2 separate regions of the Mus musculus genome follow, and region 2 is linked to region 1. The links are chromatin loops, found by intact Hi-C in ENCODE. Cell type or tissue: left cerebral cortex. All regions are shown on one strand.

The links. Hi-C counts contacts between places; a loop is a spot of excess contacts. Peaks named below come from ENCODE experiments on the same cell type or tissue, not always from the same donor. Only the 100,000 strongest peaks of a DNase experiment are listed, where the experiment ranks them.
Region 2: a loop joins it to region 1, with 2.5 times the contacts of the local background. A loop is called at or near these places in 9 of 42 quality-filtered maps.

The regions. Positions count from the first base shown.
Region 1 is chr3:79,586,441-79,594,440 of GRCm38, reverse strand. It overlaps Ppid (peptidylprolyl isomerase D (cyclophilin D)), which reads right to left and starts at 3,104. Exons shown (of 10, transcript NM_026352.4): 1 at 2,884-3,104; 2 at 691-831. The coding sequence starts at 2,968. In left cerebral cortex, CTCF peaks have their summits at 3,029 and 7,441 (motif pointing right); DNase peaks (open chromatin) are centred at 3,090 and 7,475; H3K4me3 peaks cover 1,796 bases; H3K27ac peaks cover 1,074 bases.
Region 2 is chr3:79,097,214-79,105,213 of GRCm38, reverse strand. It overlaps Rapgef2 (Rap guanine nucleotide exchange factor (GEF) 2), which reads left to right. Exons shown (of 24, transcript NM_001310536.2): 3 at 1,074-1,251; 4 at 5,984-6,120; 5 at 6,836-6,994. Among named protein-coding and RNA genes, the nearest start is that of Rapgef2, 45 kb to the left of the region's middle. In left cerebral cortex, no CTCF peak of the experiment used is centred here; a DNase peak (open chromatin) is centred at 4,228.

The DNA of each region.
Region 1 (8,000 bases):
TTCACTCCCCTGCAATACAGGAAAGTTGCTGACACTGTCACGTACTTGTTTATTCAGACATATTTACTGTGCTTACTTAGACTGTCATTAGCTGAGAAAACAGAATGGTGAGTGTGTGTGGCTCCCGAGCTCCGCTGAGCCCACAGACCCCTAGGATAGCAGACAAGTAATTTGTATGAAGTAATAGTTTAATCACACATTACCAAGGTGTTCTGGACACCAAATGTCAAATACTTCTCAAACATTCTGCCCAGCCTGTCAAATGACCTAAAATCAGCTTATTTATCTGCCATGCCTTTTCTTTACCAATGAAATGGTTTGAAGAAGAGAGTTACAAGACAGATGATATGAGATAAACTATAGTCCACTCCGACCATCAATCCTACGGCATACCACCAAGCCCTTATGACACTGAGCTACCACTTTGTCTAAGTATCCTTCAAGAAATTAACACTCTGAGCTGGGCGTGGTGGCCCACGCCTTTAACCCCAGTACTTGGGGGGCAGAGGCAGGCGGACTTCTGAGTTTAATCCCAGCCTGGTGGACAAAGTGAGTTCCAGGACAGCCAGGGCTACAGAGAAACCCTGTCTCAAAAAAAGAAAAAAAGAAATTAACACTCGCCGTCCCTTCTTAAGAGCAGGACTAATATACATATCAAGCTATTTGGACAGAGGAAGTTTGTATACGTACTTCGGTGGAAAGGGCATCCTTTAAAATGGAGAGGCTTCCCGGTCGTGGACCCAGTTCCTTTTTCTCCTGTACACAACGCACGAAAATTTTCTGCAGTTTTGGGAACAATATCTGCAAACAATTCTAAAACAATTCGGCCAACTGAAGGAAAAGAAAAGGACATCTTGTCAGTGTGCAAACTGAACAGGCAAACCAAACGGAGATAACGAATTACACAACCAGTGGCTAACACCTCATCCAACGTGTCATTCAGTTCTCTTTAACCACGTCACTAACTGGAGTCACAATGCTGTGGACAGATCTTCTGCGCTTACCACTCTTTAAATGAAATTGTGCATCCTTTAACTGCCATCTTCCCAGGCTATGGTACCTATCATGCTACTTCTCTAAGTTCAACTTTTTAAAGAGTCCACAAACGTGAGAGCCTATTGTAGGTTATTTCATGCACCATACTATCCTCTAGAGTTAACTACAAAGTTATAAATAAGATTTCCCTCTTTTAAAGGCCAGTGTTATATTCTACTGTGTATACAGCACGGTGTATGTTCTCATGCTTTGACAGACACTAGATTGGTGCTGTGTGTGTTGGCTACTGTGAATAACGCTGCAGTGCCTCGGGTATGCATACAAACTTCATCTCCCTTGAAAATAAGCCCAAACACGGAACTGTCAGATCCGTGTCACTGTCATCTCATTGTCATTTTTCTACGATTCCTATTTAGTCTAAGGAAAGCTTCGTAGATCTAAACTTGAAACAACACAAGATTATAACTAATTACAGCATCCAGGCGATTAGCTGCCTAGGAAGCACAACATGGTTTAATGTACAAAGGATTTAAAACCCTAAATCACTTAAATAATATTCAGACTTTTAAATTTTTTTATTCTGGGCTGGAGAGATGGCTCAGTGGTTAAGAGCACTGACTGCTCTTCCGAAGGTCCTGAGTTCAAACCCCAGCAACCACATGGTGGCTCACAACCATCTGAAATGAGATCTGATGTCCTCTTCTGAAGGCATCTGAAGACAGCTACAGTGTACTTAGATATAATCATAAATAAATCCTTAAAAAATATTTTTAAAAAAATTTTATTTTATGTGTGAGGCTGAGGCATGTAGTGTGGAGATCATGGGACAATCGCTGGGATTCAGGGTTGGTGGCAGACACCTTTACCTGCTGACCTATCTCAGGGGCCCTGCACTCAGAATTTCTAATCGCTAAGTAACTAACAGAAGACATAGTCCACTCTGTGTTCTATGGAAACTGCCTTTTGTAACCTCTGAAACAGTTCCCTTCTCAAGAATCCAAGAGACAGTTAACAATAAAATCTGTTACAAAACAAAGTGAATGCATATATACCCGTGTGTGTACCCATCCCAGCAGGTCTGGCCTACAACTCTAACATGCTTCAGAAAAGCCCAATTGAGTTACAAAGCAACACGAGGGCTTATGACAGTGTTTCTCAACCTTCTTAATGCTTCCACCCTTTAATATAGTTCCTCATCATAACTGTAAGTTTGCTACTGTTACGATTAGTAATGAAAATATCTGATATGCAACTCGGTGAAATGGTCGTTTAACAACCCACCCTCCAAGGAGTTTCCTCCACCCACCGGTTAAGCCACTGGCTTAGGGCTTCTTAGCTCTGAATCCTAGGTAACCATACAGACATAGTGCTCAATTCCATGATGCCAAAACAGCACAAACGATCGCCTACTTAAACTGCTACTATAATCAGTAATAAGGAAAAAGCACTAAGCACGAAAGTCACTCTAATTTGAAAATGATCTGGTAGCTCCCAATGTAGTTCGTGTACCAAGAGGCACGTGGCGTGTCTTGAGCCCCCCAGGCACATATCCAGGAAGCATACCGAACTATCCACCACTACTCGTCAAATCATTTCACTTTATAGTAAGTAGTGATGCAAAGGTTGCAGGGAAGTGCGATCAAAAAGAGACAAACGATAGGGACGCCACGATCCCTAAAGTAGAAGTAGAAATTTCCAGAAACTTCCACCGGAAGGGAGAGGGCGCAATCTGGACTCGTGGAGGCCAGGGCTCGCTCCGTCTGGGACCTAGGCTGCTATCCCCCTCCGGATCCCAGGCCCCGAGCCGCCGAACAGCCAGCGGGCCAAGGAGAACCGCAGCAGGGAGGCCCCGGGCGAGGGAACCGCTGAGCCGTTCGCGCCGCTCACCTCGCTCCCCGCCGATGTCCACGTCAAAGAAGACTCGCGGGTTCTTGGAGTTGGAGGGCTTGGCTGCCGGGGATGCGTGGGACATCTTCACTGCGGGCACTGGGCAGCGGGACACGAGCACCTCGTGCGCGAGACCGGAGCAAACTCTACTGCCCCTCTACGTTATAACCTGGCAACGCGCGGAAGAGTTACTTCCTGCGCACCGCCGGAAGCTGTACTCTGGTTTCCGGTGGCGCCTTCACCTTCCGGTTTCTGCGCCTGGCCCCTAATGCTTCTCTTTAGGTGGCTGTAGTGGCCGTCGGTTTCTTTTTAGTGTGTGCGCCGTTCCCTGGTGTTTGCTGCATCGCTGGGTGGAGAATTTGGAAACCATCCTAGCCTCGACTCTGCCACGAAATGCCAGTAACTACAACGAAACTTAGTTTACTCGTCTGTAAAATGGGGATAAAAATGCCTCCTCTGAGCAGACATGGTGGCTAGGCGGCACGACCTGAGTCTGATCCCCAGGATCCGTAAGGTGAAAGGAAAGAATGTTATCACCCAGTTGCCATCTGATCTCCACGAGTATGTCGTAGCATGCACACAGAAGCGCACATACATAAATTAATTGGTGCCTTCTTTTTCTTAATGCCTACCTACCTAGGGAAGGCGTTTTGGAAATTAAAGACATAAATTACTTATCAGAATGCCTGACATAAACATGTGGCTTCTAATAAATAACAGATGTCCAGTTACTATTGCCATGTTATTGTCATTTGGCCGTTAAGTTGTAAGTGACCCAGTCTAAAGCAAAGGCTCCAAATGCGCTGATGTTGAGAATCTAAAAGAGGATTTATTTGACTTCTGTTAAAACTAGATATCCTATAATAGTCTGTCTTTTTTTTTTTTTTCTAATGGGCTTGGTGTAAAATACACAACTTAAAGTTGAATGTGGTTATTCAGTACTGAGGAGGTAGAAGCAGGACGATCTATGTGAGTTCCAGGCCAGCCTGAGCTATGCCAGTAAGAATTTAAAAAGTGGCCATCCAGAGACTGTCCCACCTGAGGATTCATCCCATATACAGTCACCAAATCCTGACACTATTGTAGATGCCAAGAAATGCTTGCTGACAGGAGCCTGATATAGCTGTATATAGAGGCCCTGCCAGAGCCTTACAAATACAGAGGCGGATGCTCACAGTCAACCATTGGACTGAGGGGGTTGGGGGTCCCAATTGAGGAGTTAAGGAAAGAATTGAAGGAGCTGAAGGGGTTTGCAACCCCATAGGAAGAACAACAATATCAACCAACAGAGTTCTCAGGCACTAAGCCACCAACCAAGGAGTACACATAGCTCCGGCTACATGTATAGCAGAGAATGCCCTTGTCAGGCAACAATGGGAGGAGAGGTTCTTGATCCTATGAAGGCTGGATAGATGCCCCAATGTAGGGGAATTGAGGGTGGGAGTGAGTGGTGGGTGGAGGAACACCCTCATAGAAGCAGGGGGAGGGGGTGGGATAGGGAGTTTCTGGGAGTGAGAAGCCAGGAAAGGGGATAACATTTTGAAGTGTACATAAAGAAAATATGCAATTTTTAAAAAAGAATAAGAAAGTACATTTAGGACGAGTAGCTTTGGCATAGGCCTGTTATGCCAGTAGTTGATTCCATGCCAGGAGAATCCAAAGTTCAAGTTAGCCTGGGCTAAGTAAAGAGGCACTCACTCCAAAAAGACAAAAAAGGAGGTAAAACATTGTTAAGACTGGCCAGGTGGCACTTATGAGGTAGAAACAGGAAGATGGATAGTCCCAGGTTAGTCAGTACTACAGAACGAGACCTTACCTTTAAAAAATAAATAAATAAACCAGCCCAGGAAAAAAATTAACCAGCCCAAGTTGGTACCCAGCACCTATAATCTCCGCACTAGAGGCAAGAGTATCAGGAGCTAAACACCCAAACAAGCTCGCTCTTCTGTAAGTTGCCTTGTTCATGGTATTTAATCACAGCAACAGGAAAGTAATTAGTTCAGATCAGCAAAGCAGTTGGAATCTTCTATCCTGGTCATGTCCGGGCAGCAAACTGGTCATTTATATTTTGTCTTGCACATGACAATGATAAAGTTAATTAAAATGTGTGCTCAGGGGTCTGAGAAGATGTCTCACTCAATATGCAGGCGGATCCCTGGCACCCACTCAAAGGCTGGGTGGGGTGGGCACACAGTGGTCCCAGTGCTAAGGAAGATGATTCCTGGAGCAAATTGGCCAGTCGATGTGCTCGAAGTTAAAGGAGAGACCCTATCTCAAAAAATAAGATGGAGACCTGCCATACTCAATATCAAACTCTGCCCTCTACATTCATACACACATCCAGACAAACACATGCAGACAATACACACACACACACACACACACACGTTGCTGTTGTTCTAATCTACTAACTTGAAATCACTGAGGGCAGTCTGGAATGCGTAGAAAAACTCTCCTAAAAGGAAACACAAGAAGGAGGAGAGAGAAGAAAAGCTAGGGGCAAGCTGAGAATGCTGGCTCCATTCTCATAAGAAGGAAACTGGACAGGATGATTCTGTTGTTGTACAAGTGTCTGGGTGTGAAAACTGATGTAAAAGTTACTCTCCCGCTACCTAGGATTTTTTCCACAGTAAGTGGCTTTTTATGAAATTCGTATTACTAGAACCAAACCAAATGAAGAATCAAACTTTTTTTTTTAATTATGTGCTTGTGTCTGAGTTTGTGTATGTCAATTCAGAGACCCACAGGGACCAGAAGAGGGTATTGGTTCCCCTTGAGCTACCATTATAGGTGGTTGTGATCCTGCTTATGTAGGTACTAGGAGCCAAACTCCAGTCCTCTTGGAAGAGCAGCAAGCTCTCTTGACCCCTGAGGCCAAAGCTTTGGCCCTAAGAATCCAGCCTCTGCAATTACTGAACACCAGATCTCTACTGAGAAGACCAGCCTCTCCAAACCTGCTGCCTCCGCCAACTGTCTGCTTGCTCAGGCAGGTCACTGGGGCTCTGACATCTCAGCGAGGACAGAGCAGAGCTGTCTCCTAAGGCTGAGGATCTGGCTTCACCTAGACAGAGGGGCCCTGTCTGAGGGCATTACCATACGTATTTTGTTCTTTCTGCTTTTCTTAAGCACAGAATAGTGATATTAACACATCCCGCCCCAGTCTCTGTTTAGTTCTCATTGCATATCACTCCACAGCTGAGCACTCTGTGTTCATTTTTTAAAAAGATTTATTTATTTATTTATTATATGTAAGTACACTGTAGCTGTCTTCAGACATACCAGAAGAGGGTGTCAAATATCATTACGGATGGTTGTGAGCCACCATGTGGTTGCTGGGATTTGAACTCAGGACCTTCAGAAGAACAGTCAGTGCCCTTAACTGCTGAGCCATCTCTCCAGCCCCAGCACTCTGTGTTCATTGCTTCAAGAGAACAATCTGCCTTCTAGACCAAGGTGTTGCAGGAATAGAAAACATTGTTGGCCTGGAAAAAGTTGGGGGAAAAAAATCTTCAGTTTTTGTTTGTTTTCACTACAAGGTTTCTCTGTGTAGCCCTGGCTTCCCTGGAACTTGCTCTGTAGATCAGGCTGGCCTCAGACTCAGAGATCCACCAGTTGCCTGCCACTGTGGATCTGCCCCCCCCCCCGCCCCATCTTTTATAAGACCATGGTTTCATTCTCTCAAATTAAAATAAAATAAAGAAAATACCCATACCCATAATCCCAGCACTCAGGGGGCATCGCTGGTGGATCTCTGCGAGTATGAGCCTGGTTTGCTCATTAGGTCCTGGCCATCTAGAGCTATAGAGTAAGACCAACTAAATCAACGAGAAATGCCCATTCCTGATCTAGGAAAGGAGGGATTAGTGATGACAGAAGAGAGCAAGAGGGAAAGCAAGGTCATGGCAGCTTGCCACTTCACAACAGTGGGCGAGATTAATCGATTGACTGATCGATCGATCGATCGATTGATTGATTGACATATCGGCAATCATATCTCTGAGAATGCAAAAACATTCACAGGTAAGCTAAAGAGATTTAAGAGCAGAGATAGGGCATGCTAGTGCCTGAACAGCTCAAACTGAGCTGCAGACCACAGAGAGCAAGCTTTGGCTCATGAAGGGAGCAAGATGGCAAATGTAAACCCAGACTGGGCTACAGAGTCTCAAATAACTAAGATCAAACAGACAAATGAGCCATTTCAAACATGGCTGAGTGAATGCCTTTACATGGGCATAGGCTATGTATCACTAAAGTTCCTACAAGGACCTGAGGCAAATTTAAAATAATACCCAAACACATTCTCAAGGTAACAAATTAGAAAGGACCCCAAAGATGAGCGACTAAGTTCCACTGTCCTATGTGTACTGTCAGACTCTGATTGTTTAACTGGACCGACAAAAGGGGTTAATTGTTAAGTGGGTGAGGGCACACATAGCTTGTGCTGAAGATCGACATCACGCGCAGGTGGTTACACACTGGCAGGACTTCCTATCCCAGAGTCCTGCAGAGACCCACTAGAGGAGGCAGCATAGAAGTGCAACCTCAGAGCAGGTTTTCTGAGCTGCAACAGGGAATCAATGAAAAGCAGCAGATGCCACCAGGGGGCAGCAGAGGCTTTGCCGCCATCAACTCTGCCCAGATAGAAGCAGCATCCCGGAGTTTGTGCCTGTGGACTCCTCAAGTGTGAGATTCTTCACCCAGGGGCTGAATCTAAGACAGAAAAGGGCTGTCTTTACTCATTTAGAGGCTCATGTATATGTATTAGCAAATTTTTCTGAGAAGCAATGGGATTGTTTTCTTTTCTCGGAAGTGATAGTTAAAATTAATTTTCACGATTTTTCATTGTAAAATGTGTATTTACTCTTAGTTGATAAAACCAATCGAGTGATAGACTTGTTCACTTCAGGATTTCCAAAGAAATAATTGCATTAGCCTGAAGTAATCTTGTCTTCCTTTTTATTTCCTTCTGTTTTCTGGCACTGGGAACTGAACCTAGGAACTTTACATGAAAGGCACACACTCTACCAACTCTCCACAGGTCTCTAAAATGAAAACAGTATAACTGGTAGTACTATAAATCATAGAGGCTTTTTATTTTGGCACATGAAGCTCTGTAA
Region 2 (8,000 bases), 490 kb after region 1:
GAGCTGTGATTTTAAGCTGGTGAACTTTATAATGTTTCTTACTAAGTTATTTTATAATATGTCTTCCTAAGTTTACTTTCTTGGGTGAAAAAGACATTAATGATGTTTAAAGTCGATGCAATTAATATGTATGTAAATTCATTCTCAGTATGCAGAAGCAGTTGGTGAATTCCATGGCTACAAAACAAGGGTTAGGATTAGGGTTAGGGTTTGATGGATACACTGGGCCAATAAATCACTAAAGACTGGACTCACCTGAAGGATAGCTGTCTCTAGTCTTCAGATTGGGCAGAAAGCCATTTGAAATCAGTGATTCTGGTAGCTAAGAGAGTATTCAGTTAACTTGTGTTTCTAACTTGCAGTCAAATTGTTAGTTTAGCTTTGTGCCAATGAAACAGAAGAGTCTTCTTCCAGGGTGGGTCGGGGTGGGTGTGTGTGTCTGTGTCTGTGTCTGTGTGTCTGTGGGTAGGTGTGTGTGTGTGTATGTGTGTGTGTGTGTGTGTGTGTGTGTGTGTGTGATATACAATATGTATATATCCTCTATATATATGTATATTTATAGTATACACACATCCTTCTGCCCTGTTGAGTGATTTAAAATTCAAGTGGCCATTGAATCAATCCAGATAGTTATGTGTGATTATCAAGCTACCTTCAATTTATGACTCCTTCTTTCAAGAAGACCAGCTGAGGCAAAATAGTTCTGTCATCCTCTATGCAGTCCTCCTGGAGAAGAGATCACTCCACATAGTAAATCGTTACCCTCTTAGTGTAAGTCATCTCTCTTAAAAACAAAGTGAAAACCAATACTCTCTTTTTCACTTCATAGTTTTCTCTGCATTTCTTATAATAAATCCTAATTTCTGAGGCAAAGATTATTCTGTCCATAATGTTAATGTCTTCTGAGCTTCCTCTCATGTTGGGGCATAGCTACTTGTTGATGCTGGCTCTCAACTGTAGAGAAGTAAATACTGCCAATTATGGTGAGCCGTAGTTGTTCTTAGTGCTTGAGCACACCATAGGTTGACTGTCTTCCAGTGGTTCCTAAAGTCTGCTTTTGCATCTGATTTAAGGCCACGGAGAGCGAGGCCGGTGACATGGACCTGAGTGGACTGCCAGAGACGGCGGTTGACTCTGAGGATGACGATGATGAGGAAGACATCGAGAGAGCATCAGACCCTCTGATGAGCAGGGACATCGTGAGGGACTGCCTGGAGAAGGACCCGATAGACAGGACTGACGATGACATCGGTAAGTGCCCAAGGCTGCACGCTTTAAACAGGCAGAAAGACTGAGAGGCAAGCACGGATGTAATTCAGCCCGAGTCTGGAAGGTTTGTAAAGCCCGCCCTCTCAGGATCCCCAACCCTGAAGAGTGGCTGCAGAACCCTTCCAGCTCCGTGTGAAACCGATTTGTTGGGTCTCACTCAGCTAGTATCTACAAATATAACTGAAAGTGAAACTTCTTATAAAAACCCATTCACATAACATTTATCTTAGCTTAATTTCTGACCCCTTCTCTTTAAGTTAAAAGTAGGCTTAACACAGTATTACTTTCAGTAATTGTCTTACAAGCCTTATTCCATGAGTAAACATTAGCTTAATGTTAGTTGACAAAATGGAAACTGTAACAGTCCTGTAAGTGGTTGGCTTATGCTTATGTGTGAGGAAGAAAATAGCAAAGCTGAGGTAGTTAGCCTGTGAGCTGTGGAGCTGAGATTTTCTTCTTTCTGTCTAGTCTATAATTTTTTTCTATTAAGATGATGATGATAATGATGATGATGATGATGTAGTGGGATTTGTTTATTTGCTTGTTTTATTTTAGGCAGGTTTTCTTAAATGCCCCTCACTGACATCAAACCTACTATCCTTCTGCTTCAGCCTCACAAGTGAAGGGGCTGTAAGTAACGTATTGGTTGGATTTTAATTTTTTTCTTATTCACTTGACACAATCTGGATGTATTTGGGAGGAGGCAATTGTAACTGAGAAGATTCATCCGTAAGGTCAGCCTGTAGGCAAGTGGAGGGGGGCACTTTCTTCATTGGATGATTAGTGTCAGAGGGCCACGCCAACTGCAGACAGTGCCCGTCTGGGTGGTGGCCATAGGATGTATAAGAAGGCAGGCGAACTTGATGTCAGAATCTGTGCCTAGTCTTACAGTAGCTAGTTATACTATATTTGGTTGATGTCCCTTGAAAGCCTGCTCTTTTCAGAGGGGAGATGAAGGAGGGGGCAGTTTGGAGGAAAGGGAAGCTAGTGGGAGAGATGAGGTGCGGGAATTGCCATCAGGATGTAATCTGTGTGAGAATAAATAAAAGGAAAGAAGAAAAGTAAGTGGAGTGAACTTTGGGAAGCAAGCCAGCAAGCAGCCCTCCTCCATGGCGTCTCTTCAGTCAGGCCTCCGGGTGCCTGCCCTGACTGTTTTCAATGGTGAAGCATGACCCGAGAGTTGTAAGGTGAAGTTAAAACCCCTAACTAAGGCAGAGTGGGCACCAGGATTGGGGTATTTCATGACAGACCTGAGCATGTTGAGGGCAGAACTGTGGAAAGAGTTTGGACCACTGGACTAGAAAGTCATTGAGCTTAATGAGATATTGTGTGTGGTGGTAACTCTGTCCCTGCCTCCAGCCAGAGAAACCGTAACTAAGACCGATTTGTGCTGGTTGAGCCCTGAAGTGCCCCTCAAAATTAAAACCATTAGGGGAGTTATGTCTCCCTTTTAATAGGAGCAAGACTTGTTTCCTTAATAGTAGCTTTGCGTTTGAATACACATCCAACTCTGACCTTTTTTGTGTAAGATACTAGGTGATCACCAGGGCCATCTCCCACCCAGTTCTAGGGTCTGTAAGTACCTCTGCCAGTCGCAGGCGACTTGTGTGTTGTGCCCTTCACTAACTCTTTAAGCCTGTACATGTTTGAAGGAGAATTCAGTGAGCTCAACTCAGTGAGATTAGATAAGGGAAGGTGCGAGTAACTTACTGCTTTTGTTTTAGTTTATGCAAACACACTTGTGGGAAAACCGGCAGTTTAAGCTGTATGCATATAGTGGGAAATAGAAAACCAGCCCTTTGATTTCATGTCTAATGAAGTCATTTGCTGGAACTGCAGACGATTTAGAGATGAAGAGCCTGTGCTGGTAATCGTTCATTCATTTTGCTCCTGTGGCAGGGACTTTCTAGTTCTTGGCAGCTCAGGATGAAGAGGAGAGATTGGACCTTGTCCTGCTCTAGGCAAGGGAAGCTACAGCTTGCAGCGGAATGTGTGCTGTGGGGCAGGGGAGATACAGCAGATAGCATGGGCTCTGTGAGGGGAAAGGAGCAGGGACTAGGCTGACAGAGTGTTGTGAGACAGATCTTTCCTGGGGAGATGGCGTGTGTCTACTCACCCCGGGTACGGAACAGGAGATAGAGGAACAAAGTCTAACTTGATGGGCCAGTGAATTTTATTTGGGGGTTACTTACAGGAACATGGATGGCTCAAAAGCATGCTATTACTGAAAAGCTAAGGAGACCTGCAACCCAGGAAGCTGGACATGGTAGAGACTCCTTTCCTCGGTTTGGCTGCCAATCACTTCCCCCAGCAGTTATGGCATCCGTAACCCTGGAAAGGATCCTGGTGAATCTATGAGTTTAGGTTTCCTAACATGTGAACCATGAAATGTGTTTACCTGCTGGGTCCCAGACGCCCCACCCCCTGCTGAAGGGAGTGGTTCTATTTAAAGACAATCTCCACAGAAGGAGGCAGAAGGTTGCGCCAGGGGAATGGTGGTCATACAGTTTGGCTTCCTCGGGTCAGACATATCATCTGTTTCCAATTGCTACTATTCTTGTTCTAGGCCAACATCACAAACAAATCTATCGACTATCATTTCTAGTAAAAGTCTATATGTTCAACATACCATCTTATTTTAGAGTGCTTTCCATGGGCATTTTAAAAGCCTAAATACTGCTTATAAATGCATTGATTTGAAGGCCTCCTTTTTGTAAACTGACTGGTGCACCTTCTCTTTTTAATGTGTTAATTTTAGAATGGTTGTAAGAAATTTAAAATTAAAGTATGTACAGTATGTCTATTGTTCCTAGAAACGTAAGACTTACTTAGTATCTGAAAAACCTTTCTGAGAATTCCTGGAAAGCAAGCGCCCTTCATAGTCCTACAAATAAACGCAAAGCTGGCTGGCTGGCTTCTAACAGGAGCATCTCTGCGATGGCTAACCTTTATTTGATAACATTACTCAGCAGCGAAGTGACAGAGCTGATGTGGGTGCTCGCATGCACAAATGAGCATTTAAGTTAAAGTTGATGAAATTGCTGATATTTTTTAAGAACTGCAAAAGAAAACAACTTCTCCTTGGGTTCCCAACGATCACTGGATGTGTGTCCTTGTCTCAGTTATTTTGAAGAAAGTGAATTTATCATAGTTGGTTTTGCTCCATAAACCATGCCTTTTAGATACGAGGTATTTAGTAGTTGTGGCTTTTGTGATGTGGGTGCTGAGAATTGAGCTCAGGCCCTTTGCAAGAACAGTGCATGCCTTTTAACTCCTAACGCTCTCTCCAGTCCCTGAATATGGTATTTCAACTGAATCTGGGAATGGCTTACATTTAGTATTAGACCCTTTTTCTCTCTTTAACCTTTGTTCTTACATATGATGTCGACATTTCCTATCCAGTTCTATTTTTTAATGCTAGATAATCTTTTATTGTCTCATATTTTTCTTATAGTTATTGAACTTTGCAGGAAAACGTGAGAACTTTTGCAAAGGGACAGAAAGGGTAGAATGTGTGGTCTGTAGGGGGAGGGGTGGTAGCCATAGAACAGTCTAGAAAGAGCAAGGCATTTTGTGATGTGGCAGCAGAGGATCGCGACGCCTTTGATCCCCTCTAGGTTTAACATCAGAGGGCCCCTGAATTTCTCAGTGTAGAAACTTCTGCCTTTGTGTGATTTGATGTGGATCATCTATTGCAGAATTATTTTGTTGCAAGATTAAAAAATTTTATGGCCTGGCATGGATTTGCATGCCCATTCCAGAAGTAAGATTCACTAGACAGACTTATTCTTCCTATAAGATGTATTTAAGATTTCTCAGAAGATTGTCATATCAGATAGAGTCAGTGGGTACCACCCACCACTGATTACCAGAGCCACCCATGTATTGAAACCTTCTGCCTAGGGTTTGAGATACAGAGCTAGTCAGTCTTGGCATTACCTGCCCAAGATAGAAGCCCTTCAGTCTGTCTTCCTGGAGTATTTCTTTCTTCTTTCTTCTTCTTCTTCTTTTTTTTTCCTTTTTATTAGCTATTTTCTTCATTTACATTTCAAATGCTATCCCAAAAGTCCCCTATACTCTCCCCTCCCTCCCCAACCCACCCACTCCCGCTTCCTGGCCCTGGCATTCCCCTGTACTGGGGCATATGATCTTTGTAAGACCTCTCCTCCCATTGATGGCTGACTAGGCCATCCTCTGCTACATGTGCAGCTAGAGACACAGTTCTGGGGGGATTTTTGTGCTTCCTCTTTAAGGACTTCTACCTGTTTAACTGTGTTCTCCTGTATTTCTTTGAGCTGTTAATGTCCTTCTTAAAATCCTCTATCAGCATCATGAGATATGATTTTATATACAAATCTTGCTTTTCAGGTATGTTGGGGTATCCAGGACTGGCTGAGGCGGGAGTGCTGGGTTCTGATGATGCTGAGTGGTCTTGGTTTCTGTTAGTAAGATTCTTACGTTTGCCTTTCGCCATCTGGTAATCTCTGGAGTTAGTTCTTATAGTTGTCTCTGGGTGGAGCTTGTTCCTCCTGTGATTCTGTTAGCCTCTGTCAGCAGTCCTGGGAGTCCAGCTCTCTCCTGAGTCTCAGTGGTCAGAGCACTCTCTGCAGGCAAGCTCTCCTCTTGCAGGGAAGGCACACAGAGGTCTGGAGCTCAGCTCAGTATTTCTTTCTGAAGATGTGTTCTCAGTATAAATTACGGTTTTACCTTTCAGAACAACTACTGGAATTTATGCACCAGCTGCCGGCCTTTGCCAATATGACGATGTCAGTAAGACGGGAGCTCTGTGCCGTGATGGTGTTTGCAGTGGTGGAAAGAGCTGGAACCATTGTGTTAAACGACGGAGAAGAGGTCAGCAGGGGTTTCTACCGCCTAGAAAGCTCGAGGATCAGTGACACCCAGACAAAACCTTGTTCCTGTTTTTTCCTCTTACGAACTTAGCAGGGATGAGTTTGAGTAGATGGAAACTGGTGTCCACTCAAACATTCCCTTATTCATCCAAGATCCATTCTTCTATTTCTCATGTGCCACCATGGCATGCAGTGCCACTGGAGGTTTTGATTTTGCTTGATCTTGAGGCTCAAACTTGGAGCCCTTCACATGGTAGGCAGGCACTTCACCCTGAGGTACACAGCCATCCTGAGACTCTGTGATGTATTAGCTTTTTAGTTTCTGACCGTACATCATAAATTCACTGCCTCTCATAGAAACAAAACGATGTTTGTATTTAAGCCATGACGAACATTTTATCTTCTTTACATTCCCTTTGATATATAGATAATTTTTCTCATGTGTCATTTTAGAGAATATTTAATGTTTTTAAATGATTTTACTCTGTGTTGGGTCTAAGAATTGTGTGTATGTGTGTGTGAGAGAGAGGGGGGGGAGAGAGAGAGAGAGAACATGAGAGAGAGCGCGCTTGTTTGATAAACAGTTAAGATTCTTCAGGTAATTTGTTCCATCTTCAAGATAGGAGATCCCAGATTCTAGTTTAGGACACGTCTAGCATTTAAGCCAGGTGATCACAGTGTTACCTTCGGGGTTTTTTTGTTTTTGTTTTTCTCAGCTGGATTCCTGGTCAGTGATTCTCAATGGTTCCGTGGAGGTGACATATCCGGATGGGAAAGCAGAAATTCTGTGCATGGGAAACAGCTTTGGTGTTTCGCCCACCATGGACAAAGAATACATGAAAGGAGTCATGAGGACTAAGGTGGATGACTGCCAGGTATGAGATGTATGGCAGTGCTGACCTGACCCTCAGTAACGAACACGTGAACCCCCAGCACTGCTCAGACGGCTGTGGCCTCATTGCCTCTTGTCTTCCATAGCGATTTTAAGACTGTTTTGTATTTCTGTGAAAACTTCACTTTAATCTTGACTGGAGTTGCACTGAATCTACTGGCCTGCCATTGTCACAATCCTGATTCTTCCAGTCCAAAACCATCTTTCTACAATAGAGAGATCTTTATATCCTTGGTTAGGTTTCAGTAAAAGGTGCTTTTTTCATGTGCCCCTCCCCCCTCCCTTTGTTATTTGTTGGTGTTTTTATTTGTTTGTTTTGCTTTGTTGTTTTTTTGGCCTTATGAATGGAATCATTTCTCTCATCCCTTTTCCAGTTAGTTTGTTGCTGGTTAAGGAAGGCCTAATCATCTCTGTGTACTAATTTTGTATCCTACTGCTTTACTGAGTGTTTACTTGTTTTAGTGGGTTTCTGGTGGACTCTTCGGGGCCTTTAATAAATAGAATTGTATCATTGCAGATAGAGACTTCTTTCTTTGCTGTTTGTATCCCGGTCATTTGCTTTTCTTGTCTTACTGCTTTAGCCAAGACTTCCAATGCTGTATTGCATAAAATCAGAGAAGGTGGGCAGCATTGCCTTGTTTGTGATTTTATTGGAAATGTTTCACTTTCTGACATCAAATATAATATTAGCTGTAGGTTTGTCAAATACAGTTTTTATGATGTTCATATGTGTTGCTTCTATTCTGAGCTTTCATTAAGTTGTATTTTTATTGAAAATAATTTTCCACTCTCCCAACTTTTCCCAGATCCTCACAACCTCCCTACCTCCCAACTCTTTGTCTCTCTTTAGAAACAAATCAAAACCCCCTAAAAACAAAAACCATAATATACAAGCAAAAGACCATTAAGACTATTCCCCAACACACACACACACACACACACACACACACACACACACACAAACCTGGCCTCTCTGTGTGCACAAGCTG